2 separate regions of the Homo sapiens genome follow, and region 1 is linked to region 2. A link is a contact called in ENCODE Hi-C data. All regions are on one chromosome and are shown on one strand. Each heading gives the region's core, a stretch centred on a gene start or an enhancer-like site at or near the end of the contact. The rest is flanking DNA. Distances are from core to core; before and after follow the strand shown. Region 1 holds the start of BTBD16 (BTB domain containing 16). Region 2 overlaps LOC105378519 (a long non-coding RNA gene).

The links. A loop is a pair of places that touch in the nucleus more often than their neighbours do. Pooled maps may share reads with other maps.
Region 1: a loop to region 2 is called in a pooled map, with 12 times the contacts of the local background. The contact joins the promoter of BTBD16 here to the enhancer-like site in region 2. A Hi-C loop is called at or near these places in 2 of 37 single-sample maps with no recorded cell type and 8 of 50 pooled maps.

What each region holds. Positions count from the first base shown.
Region 1 is chr10:122,270,046-122,275,913 of GRCh38, reverse strand. It overlaps BTBD16 (BTB domain containing 16), which reads right to left and starts at 4,618. Exons shown (of 16, transcript NM_144587.5): 1 at 4,400-4,618; 2 at 815-874. The coding sequence starts at 832.
Region 2 is chr10:120,942,738-120,947,978 of GRCh38, reverse strand. The region is part of intron 2 of LOC105378519 (a long non-coding RNA gene); the gene reads left to right. Among named protein-coding and RNA genes, the nearest start is that of WDR11, 94 kb to the right of the region's middle. RefSeq lists enhancers at 4,855-4,924, 4,829-5,123. Within about 2 kb of position 2,063, at least 8 of the 41 ENCODE cell types and tissues checked have a DNase peak (open chromatin) inside an H3K27ac peak, as active enhancers do.

The sequences.
Region 1 (5,868 bases), core at 3,369-5,868, 1.3 Mb before region 2:
TATTCATGGGCAAGTTTTTTTTTGAACACCTGTCTTTTTATTCTTTTGGTTATATGCCCAGGAGCAGAACTGCTCAGTCTTAGACATTTTCTTGAGGCTCCAGGGGAAATTCAGCAATTTACATAAAAAAGAAGGACGATACCCAGCATGGATGTAAACCTTAGACTGAAGGCTCAAAGCAACCTAGCAAGGAAAAAAGCACGAGGAGGGACCCACAGGAATGGATGTCATTGATCCCAAGCCACCCAGGGCACCAATGGAGAGGTGACGAGACCATGGGCCACGGACTAGAGCATATGAGTTCAAATTTTACTTTCTAGTTGTGTGACCTTGAGCAAGTTACTTAACATTCTGAGGCTCTCAGTTCTCATGTGTAAAATGGAAATAATGGGTGGTGGTGGTGACGGTAATGGTTATCGTGACAACGACAGTGAGGATGGCGATGGTGGGGATTGTGGGGATATCATCTTGTTTCCAATGCTGTAAAAAGTATAAAGTAGGATAAAGTTTGGGAAATATGCCTTAGTATAGTGCCTAGAAGATGGTGGGTGATTAAAAACTGTGGAATCTGAGTCTAGATGTAGTCCGGCTGTCACGTAAAACGTCAAAGTAAAACATCGTCAGCTCAGACCACAAGCCTGCTCTCTGCCCTCTGGACGGTGCTGCCTGGACGCGCTCTTTCCAGCCGAGTCAGCCAATAATGCTTGAGGTCCTCGGTGGTGCAGAACCCAGCCCCTTGTGGAAATTTGTCAAAATGACCATAAGCAAATGCTTCTTCTCATCACCTACCTTCTTGAGAAACTGATCTACTCACCGTGTTCGACATTATCATGAATGAAAGTGGAAATTACGCAGGAGAGAAAAGACAAGCAACCTAGAAGACAAAAGAGGTAAAGGTGACATTTTCCATACTTTTCAAAATATTATGGAGGAGATTGGCCTAAAGAATCTATACTTTGCCACAGGAACAATAATGAATAAGCCTCGAATGTGGGTTATTTATCAATCAAGAGAATATCTTGTTGTTGCTGGGGTTTTTTGTTTGGTTTTGTTTTTTGTTTTTTTTGTAAGCAGGTGAATAGAGAGATCTCTGCTATTGTTCTGGGAAAGTGGCTCAGATAAAGCAAAACAGAAGATAATCCTTTGCCAAAGTGAGGAAGACCAAAAGATAGCTATAAGTAGGCTGATCACATAATTGATCATTCAGACGAGGAGACTAAAGGGATGATATTAATAATTAGGCCTGGACAATGGCTGTAGGCCAGGGCTGCCCTGGAGCTCTGTAGACTGATGGTCACCCTAGCTTACAGGGTCATGAAAGAGGAAGAGTGCAAGGACTTTCCAGTTATCTCTGAACATTATCAGGGCTGTTGGGTTACAAGCAACAGAAACCCATTTGATTATGGGGTTGCGGGGAGGTTAAGATTGATTGGAAGGATGGTGATGAGAGGAGGGTCTCATAGACTCAAAAGGAAACTGGAGAACTCTCCGGGAAAGAACAGGAAGCAGCTGCAGGGACCTGGGTGGCACGCACCAGGAGTTGGTGGCTGTTGTTGTCAGGCGCTGCCTCCAGCATGAGTCGGCTCTCCCACAGTCCATCTATGCAGGGTTCTTTTCAATCCAGATTCTCAGCAAGAGGCCCCAACTGGCCTGGCTTAGCTCAGGGGCCCACTCTTTGGCCCCTGAGGGCAGACACCTTGACTAATTCTCCCAACAAGAACGTGCACTGGGGACTGGGTAGTTCCCCAGAGCAACATCAGAGAAGAGGAGAAGTGGGTGAGCTGGTGAAACCAGCAGAAGCCACGGCACTTGATGACCAAGAACCTCAGCTGACCTCCCTTTGCTCCCCAAACAGCACTTCACCTGCATCACAGCCATGGCTATGTTCATCCATTCACCAACAAGCATCTCCTGTGCAGTCGCCATATGGAGAGAGGCGTTAGCCGTTTCTGAGAGACAGCAGTGAGCAAAATGCACACGATCCTTGCCTCATAGAATTTCCATTCCACTTGGGCAGACAGGTTTTTCTTTGCCTTTTAATTGCCTTAATTGGACTTTTTAATTGCAAAAGTATTAATAATATATGCTTGTTGTAACTAGTGAACCAATACAATGACAGGAAAGAAAAATTTAACATAGCTGCATAATATCACTTTTTCTTTTTTTGAGACAGGGTCTTGCTCTGTTGCCCAGGCTGGAGTGCAGTGGTGTGATAAAGGCTCACTGCAGCCTCAATCTTCTGGGCTCAAGTGATCCTCCCACTTCAGCCTCCCCAGTAGCTGGGACTACAGGTGTCCGCTACCACACCTGGCTAATTTTTTAATTTTTCTAGAGCCAGGGTTGCCCAGACTGATCTATATTGCCCAGACTGGTCTTGAACTCCTGATATCAAGCAATCCTCCTGCCTTGGCCTCCCAAAGTGCCAGGATTATGGGCATGAGACACTGTTTCTGGCCGCATAATATTTCATACAGTGAATGCATCATTATTTATTAAAATATTCCTCTGCCAAGTCATTGAGGTTATTTCCTATATTTTATTCCCATAATAAAAACAATGGGAACAATATGCATACACATTATTATGGCAGTTTGTGTACATGTGTGTATACATATATCTATACATGTTACCTATATCTGCATCTGTATATATATGTATGTATGTGTGTATATATATATATATATATATATATCTTTGTGTTGCTGTTTTTATTTCTATGAAATAGTCTTCCAAGTGGTATAGTTATGTCAGAGATCTGTATCTTCAATTGAAATAGTTAATACCAATTCACTTGCCCCAAAATTGCAGCAATTAACATTCCTATCACCAATTTATAAGTGTTGTCATTTTTTTCACAACATCTTTAGTACTAGGTAGTATCATCGTATTTATTTTTGCCAAGCTGGTGAGTGTCAGATGGTTTCAGATTCTTACTTTAATTTGAACTTTCCTGGCTACCAGTGGGGTTGAGCATTCTTTTATCTATTTATTGGCTGTTTAATTTTTCTTTTCTGAAAACTGCCTAATCATAGGTTTTCCGCAATTTTCTACTGGGTTACTGTAGTCTCACTAGCATTTTTTAAGGAGCCCTCTATGTACTGGGGACACTAACATTTTGTCTGCCATACATGCTGCAGAAGTGTATCATTTGTCTTTTGACTTTGTTTATGGTAAACAAATTGTTTCATTAGTATGAAAATATGTCCTGTGTGTGTGTGTGTGTGTGTGTGTGTGTATTTCCTTTGCCAGTCTCTAATTTGAAAACATATCTGGGGCCAGGCCCAGTGGCTCATGCCTGTAATCCCAGCACTTTGGGAGGCCAAGGCAGGTGGATCACCTGAGGTCAGGAGTTCAAGACCAGCCTAACCAATATGATGAAACCTTGTCTCTACTAAAAATACAAAATTAGCTGGGTGTGGTGGCGCATGCCTGTAATCCCAGCTACTTGGGAGGCTGAGGCAGGACAGTCACTTGAACTCTGGAGGTGGAGGTTGCAGTGAGCCAAACTCTCACCATTGCACTCCAGCCTGGGAAACAAGAGCGAAACTCTGTCTCGAGGGGAAAGAAAAAAGAAAAAGAAACGTGTCTGGGTACAAACATGGCCCTGGTGTTTGTACCCAGCTGCTGGTGTCTTCATCTGCAATTGCATCCATGTATGCATGTGTGTTAAGAGCATCTTTGGCTGTTCAACCAGCTTTCAGAGGTGCACTTGAGTTTACAGCAATGTGTGTTTTCCTTGATGGCTGAGTTTCCACCTTGCGTGAGGCTTCTCCCACCTCAGGTAACACATACATGCTTTTCTGATCCCTTTACCTCACAGGAGCCAGGATGATGAACTCCTCAGCTTAAAGCCCTTCACCAGCTTCCCACTGCCCTAGACATAGACCCCCAAATCCTCAACGTGGCCTTAAGGAATCTGAGAAGAGAGAAGAGGGTTCCATTCTAAAGCAGACCTGGTCAGCACAGAATAAACCCCACACGGGACTCGCTATGCCCACAGAGCACCGCTTCAGTTACAGAGAGAGGGAGGCTGGGGTTTGCACTCAGCTACCCAAAGCTCCTGCTTTCTTAGATCAATATCTAAGAACTTTTTTAGCTGATCTTGAAATCCAGAGACATCTCAATGGCCTGGAAATGTGTTCTTTTTTCATCCCACCAGGCAATCTGCCCCTTCGTGTGTTTTGAGAGCCTGTGCCAAGGTCCCTGTGGGCGGGCAGGAGCTACCTACAATGGTCTCTCAGCTCCCAGACCCCTCCTGATTCCCTAAACTCCCTCCCTGCCAAGTAGACCAGAGGCACCCAAGTCTAACACTGGGTCTAGACAGGTGCTAAGACAGCACCTGTCACTAGGACACATTTCTTGGTCTCTGAAGTGGCTGAAAAATACCCATTGTACTTACCGTTCCAAAGCCCTTTTGCCCACCACAGGCGTGTTTACAGGGGAAGTGTGCTGAGTGGAGGAACTCCCATCACACTGGCCTCTGAGTTACAGGAGAGCTGGGGGCGCCTTCTGAGCCTGAAGCCTGGAAGCGCTCATCACATCTGGGGCTCCCCCTTTTCTTCTTATGGGCCAAGGTGCTTTGACAGGGGGAGCTTGCCTTGGTTTCCTGGGTGGTTGTGAGCACCACGGCAACGGCAGGGAAGCTTCCAAGCACTTCCTGTTCCAGGGCCAGGTTTCAACTCAGGCTCGGGCTGTGTCCAAGGCCCTGGCTGATGGGGAGAAGCTGTGAGTGATGGCATCTCAGAGACCAGTGTGGGTGCCATGTGCCTCCATTCCTGTTCCTCACAGCACCTGGGGCAACCCAGGGCACAGCCTCAGTGAGAACCAACCCCCAAATCTTCAGGCTTCATCTGTCAAAGGAGAAGATTAGACTAGAAGCTTCTCAGATGCCTCCCAGCTCTGGCATTCTGGGGTGCTCTATTTCTAGCATTTTCTATCTGTGTTTTGACAAACATATTTCAATAAAAATTGAGCATTCCGCATTATTAAAAGCTATGCCTAATGAAGTACTTTGCTGATGATGATTTTTAATGCTGCTCTCTCTGGGAGCTAAGGACTGCCTAAAAGTCAAGGACAAGACCAAGAGCCTTCAAGCTGGCATCCAGAGTGGAAATGTTTGGGATTTGTTTGTTTTGTTTTGCTTTTTTTTTTTCTCTGAGATGGAGTCTCACTCTATCGCCCAGGCTGGAGTGCAGTGGTGTGATCTTGACTCACTGCAACCTCCGCCTCCTAGGTTCACCGGGTTCAAGCAATTCTTGTGCCTCAGCCTCCTGAATAGCTGGGATCACAGGTGCCCGCCACCACACCGGCCTAATTTTTGTATTTTTAGTAGAGACAGGGTTTCACCATATTAGCCAGGCTGGTCTCGAACTCCTGACCTCAGGTGATCTGCCCACCTCGGCCTCCCAAAGTGCTGAGATTACAGGTGTGAGCCACCGCACCTGGCCCTAAGTGCAATCTTACAGTGTCCTCAGCGACGTGGCCTGTGAAGCCCATGACCCAAACTAGGGGATGGGGAGGTGGAGGCCATGTGGGTCAGAGTCACATGGGTCACCACGGGTCCATCAAAGGCCTGGACCACCACCCCAGGGATCACAGAAATCCCTAGTTACAGTAATAGGAACCAGGAGGCAGTACAGCTTTTAAGACCCAAGGCCAGCCTCTCCTAGGCCACATACATCCTAAAGTAAAACGGGAAAGTAGCTGCGCTGCCTCCTGTGGCTGTGATCTAGAAACTACGAAACACTCTATAAATGGGAGGTACCCCTGAATTTGTCTCCCGCCTCAGCCCTCAAATCCTGTGATTCTACTCCTCCCAACACCATATTCTGCTTTGCACAGAAGCCGATCGCTGTGGAATGTTCTGTG
Region 2 (5,241 bases), core at 814-3,313:
AAAAAAAGGATCATCCCCTTATCTCCAGCTCTGGTCTCCGGAGGCCCGTGTGGCTGGAGCAAAAAAGGCAATGGGCCGGTGGAGTCTTGTTTAGTGGGGACGCCGTGGTCAGCTCTGAGCTGTTCCTACTGTTCTTAGTGGAGGTAGCAAGACCCCCGTCTCTCCTGGTGGGTAGTGTGGATGTCGCACAGACAGAAGCTCAGGTGGCAAAGGGTCGTGGAAACTTCTGCACCTTCCAGAATACGTGGGTCCATGGACGTGGACCCACGGCCACGTTAAGGCTCATGTTCATTTGTTCAGTTCACTTATTTAATTCATTTGTTCAGTGGTTCCTTCATTAATTCAGTCAATAATATTGTCTTGAGCACTTACTGTGTGCCAGAACCCAAGGTCGGGGCTAAGGATAGAAAAGAGAACTCGGGAGGCTGAAGCAGGAGAATCGCTTGAACCCGGGAGGCGGAGGTTGCAGTGAGCCGAGATCACCACTGCACTCCAGCCTGGGTGACAGAGTGAGAGTCTCCGTCTCAAAAATAGAAAAAAAAAAGAAAGAAAGAAAGAAAGAAAAAGTAACAGAAAAGATGGCTTACAGTCTTTCTTGCCAGTCTCATGAGGCCAGAATATTTGAAAAAAGCATAAATTAAGATACACAGGATTATGAAACAAACCGATTATACTGTCATGCAGTTATCAAAATATTTTTAAGTGGTGCTATACTCGTATATGTTCTTCGTTGATAGAGGATGTAACAGGATCTACAGACCAATCTATTAACTACAGTCATTTCAAAATAGTGATTAGCCCAGCTGATATTTTGAGATAACTGCATCAACTACGACGTGATAGAAAAACAGCTGTGATTTCTGTTGGAGACAAAGTCACAGACACTGCTAATACACTGTGGCTTGTTGCCGATTTTCATAATTGAGTAAATTGTTAAATCTCAGACAGTGAAAATAATGATATAAATATTTTCCTGTCCAAGTTCATAGACCCCCCTCCTCCAGATTTTATTCACAGACTCCTCGATTAAAAAGCCAGATCGGTGAGCAGAAATAAACAGGGTGAGTGTGGACAGTGATGAGCACTTGGAGGAAATCAACAGGGAGAGAGACTAACGATAAAATCAGAAGGGAGGCCCTGTGTGGGATGCAATGGTCGGGAAACGCCTGGATGAGACCACAGTTCACTCTAAAAGCCCCATACAGAGGTCGGAAACAGCTACCAGGGACTCTGATTTAGCCTGTAAATCTGCACAGTCTTCTTGAACATTTAGATCTGGTGTTCAGGACTGGACTCGGCTTTTGACCACAAGGCCTCCCAATCCGGGAAGTCCAGGTCAGCCTCGTGGACATCCAGAGATTTCATCCCAGGGCACTGAAAGTGAAATCTCTGCCTGGGCCCTGAAGCCACTTGATTTTGCAACTTTACCACCTAAACTTTCCTGGGTCACTCTTGGGGCAACCCATCCAGGGCAAGGGTAGTTTGCATGGCAAATGGAACTTTCCAAAGTTTAACTTGAAAAAGATGGTCGGCATCGGTGTCCTATTTAGAAACCAGGCTCCTTCCAGCCTGGGGATCCCCTGAACCTTCCAGATCTTTATCCAACTTTCATTCAAGCTGTGATTCCCCGGTGCCCCTTCTAAGCCAGCAGCTGTGTGACATCTCTGTTCTCATCCACCCATTTCCAGGCAGCAGCGTGTTGGGGGTGGTTAGGGAGTGTAGTGCTGGGTCACAGGCAGCCTTTGTAACTGCATATGAACCAGTGTGGCAAGCTTGCAGGATGATGTCAGAGCTGGCACCGGCAAAGAACAACTTTGTTGACAAGAAGATTAATTAGACAAATGTAGTGCCCATCAGTTATTGCCACCGCCTCCTCGGGGGTCAGCTCTAGTCAGGCCTTTGCTAGAGATTTTTTTTTTCATCTTTTTAGAGAAAGCTTAATCTCCTAACAAGGCAGCCAAGAAACAGTTCATGGCGTGCCAGAAGAGCAAGTGCATACAAGCATGTTCTGAAGTGAGGGTGCCTGCACACCGCCAGGCTGCAGGGCTGGGGCTGGCCCAGGCTTGGAGCCAACTGGGCCTCTTCCTTCTACCTGTACAGACCCAGCCCCAGGAAGCGTGTTGAGCCCCGAATCCTTCCTCACAAGAGAAGACACCCATTTGTGAGCTCTCTTGGCCTCTCTTCCTCTCTTTCCTGGGAGAGCTGCCCCTTTCATGGAGGGGCGGGCAGACAGCCATGCAGGGTCTTCAGAGCTCGGAGGCTTCCGCCACCTACACCTTCCCTCTTTATCCAAAAGGCACCTGCCCCATTGTCCCATTGTGGGAAGAGGCAATGAATGAATTGCTGAGTGGTAGCGGCCTTATTCATCATTCATCAAATACTCAGTAGGTTTATGGGCATATTATATCCCAGCAACACTGCAGTAAAGGAATGATTCCCATGTATCAGGCCCTGGCCCTGGGGAAGGGGTTATATTCTAGAGGGGGAGGCATGGCAATGAGTAAAATAAATACTCCAAGAAGCTCATCTGCACCAGTGGTAAAGGCCAAGAAGGAGCTAGGAGAGGGGATGTGGTGTTGAGGGCCGGGAGATGGCAGCCATTTTGGAAAAGGTGCCCCTGAGGAGGTGAAATTGAATTGAAACTTGAGGAGGGAGAGAATCTGTGGGGAAGAGCTGACTTCCTGTTGGCTGCAGGGGACAGGAAACTGAGAGTGCCAAGGGAGGGGATGTTCTGTGGATATCTGTTGACTGCATGAATAAAACAAAATGTTTCCAAGCTGTGCTTCTCACACTTTAGTGTTGTGTTAGAATCCTTGGGAAGGAGGGTCTTGTTAAAACATAGATGTCCAGCTCCACTGATTCAGAAGGGCTGGTGCAGGGCCCAGAGAGCTGCATTTTAACAGCCCCCGCCTCCAGGCAGCCCTCCCAGTCCCTCCTGGAGCCCCATCTCCAGGCAGGCGCTCAGCCCTGGATTGCAGCCCTGTCTGTCTGTCAGGCCTACCTGAGGTTTCAGAAAGGCCTCACAGTCAGGCTCCCAGGGGCCCAAAGCCAGTGTGGCTTCAGTGGGACCAACCTGACAGCTCCTTATAACTCTAAGGCCTCCACCTCCCACTGGCCAGCAAGGAGCCCTGGTGGGCAGGGGTGGGGCCTGCTCTGTCTCATCAGGCTATGCCCTATCTAGGGCAAGGGGTCCCTGGGGCTGGGGATGGGCTTCCCCTGGATCCTGTACCCTGCCTTTTAGAGTCACGGATACCTGGAACCCTGAGCCAACCTCCAGGTTTGTGTGGGCCTCTCTCCCTGGGTCCATCATTCTTCTGTGGGTGATGGCTCAGCTGGAACTGGGTGGGGGCGTGGATATGTGGGGCTAGTGGGTATACACACCTGTACACACACACACACGTGTGTGCACTAAAAAGCCAAGTGGGGTGAGGCGTGAAGGGGGTAGGCTGCAGCCTGGCTCTCTGTGCTGCCTTTTTTCGAAAGTCAACTCCTCAGAATTCTAAATTCAAACCTTGCCTTCATGATGATGAAGATGTATTTACCAAGGTAGAAAAATTATGGGTTTTATCTTCTAACAACTGATTGGATTGGTAACCTTTTTTTTTTTTGAGACGGAGCCTTACTCTGTCACCCAAGCTGGAGTGCAATGGCGTGACCTTGGCTCACTGCAACCTCCACCTCCTGGGTTCAAGCGATTCTCCTGCCTCGGCCTCCCAAGTAGCAGGGATTACAGGTGCACGGCGCCGTGCACGGCGCCATGCCCGGCTAATTTTTTTTGTATTTTACTAGAGACGGGGTTTCACTGTGTTGCCCAGGCTGGTCTCGAACTCCTGAACTCAGGCAGTCCACCCGCCTCGGCCTCCCAAAGTGCTAGGATTACAGGCATGAGCCACTATGCCCGGCCCCGGATTGATAACTTTTTAATAATTGACACATGGTATGGGAACTTCGCTTTTATTCTCATCTTGGGCCCCCAGAATGTTAGGATGATTGGAGAGAGTTGCAGGGAAGGTACCAGAACCAAGGAATTTTCCCCGTGGATGAGAAGTATGATTCCAAGAACGGAGACTGTGAATTCCCAGTGTTGCCTGCCACCTATCTCTTCATCTTCACCACCCAGGCTTAACCTCCAGGCCAGAGATTGTCCAGGTCTGGTTGGGCAAACCACCCTCAGCGTCTGTTTAGCACGTGGATTCCAGGACCGCACCCAAACCTGATGAATGGGGTCCCTGGAGGTGGGGCTTGGGAGGCAGAATTTTCTGCCCCCTCCTGGTGACTTAGAGGCACCAGGAAATGTGAAATCCACGGTGGGGGAGAGGTGTGGGCCCTTCATTCTGATGGATCCACACTTGGAAACGAGGAGGGGGTTCTGAGCTTGAAGACCAGCTGGAGAGGTGCAGTCTGGGATTTATCTGCTGTCTCTGAATAGATGTTTGGGGACTCCAGGGTCACACATTTAAACGGAACTCCCTTTTCCAGCTCCATGTAGAGGGGGCTCTAAATGCAAGGGGCCCTACTTGGGAAACCTCTCATGTCCTTCCCACATCCATGAGTCCCTGGGGTTCCTCCTGCCCCCCAGCACCATGGAAGAAAGCTACCCTCATGTCCACTCGCCAATTCTCGTCTAGGAGGGAATGTAAAACTCAGCTTGGGACGGAGCGGAAAGGCCCATGCGTGTTCCTGAACTTACCACCAGCAGGAGGCCGCGGGCTTTTCCTCCCCTCTCTGGGCTGCAGTTTTCCTGGATGTAGAGGGGCTTTCAAGATGATACAAGTATCCAACTTTTAAGAAATACATTTCAGTGTAAGGCATCACTTCACTTTTCTTAGTCATTGGAGAGCAAAGGGATGAGGAAATGTCTTTCTTCTTTGGCTAATGGTTTCGGAGTGCTGAGCGACAGTTGAGAGAACTCATTTCAGCAGTGGGAGAAGCCGCCTGCCGGGACGCCATTTCCTGATCTCTGCTGCCCTCTGCTGCCCGGTGCCGGCTGAGACATGCCGATGCGACGCACAGGCCACAGCATCACAGAGCCGCGTCCTAAGACGCTGTTTACCAACAAGGAATCCGAGGCTCAGAATGGGCAGTGACTTCCTCCAGGCCACACAGCAGGTCACCAGAGCTCCTGCCTCCCTAGCAAGTCGGGGCAGAGTCCTCTGGCTCACGGAGTCTCCAAGCGTGGTCGCCAGACCAGCAGCATCAACCTCACCTGAGAATTTGTCTTTTGGGGTCCCACCTCAGACC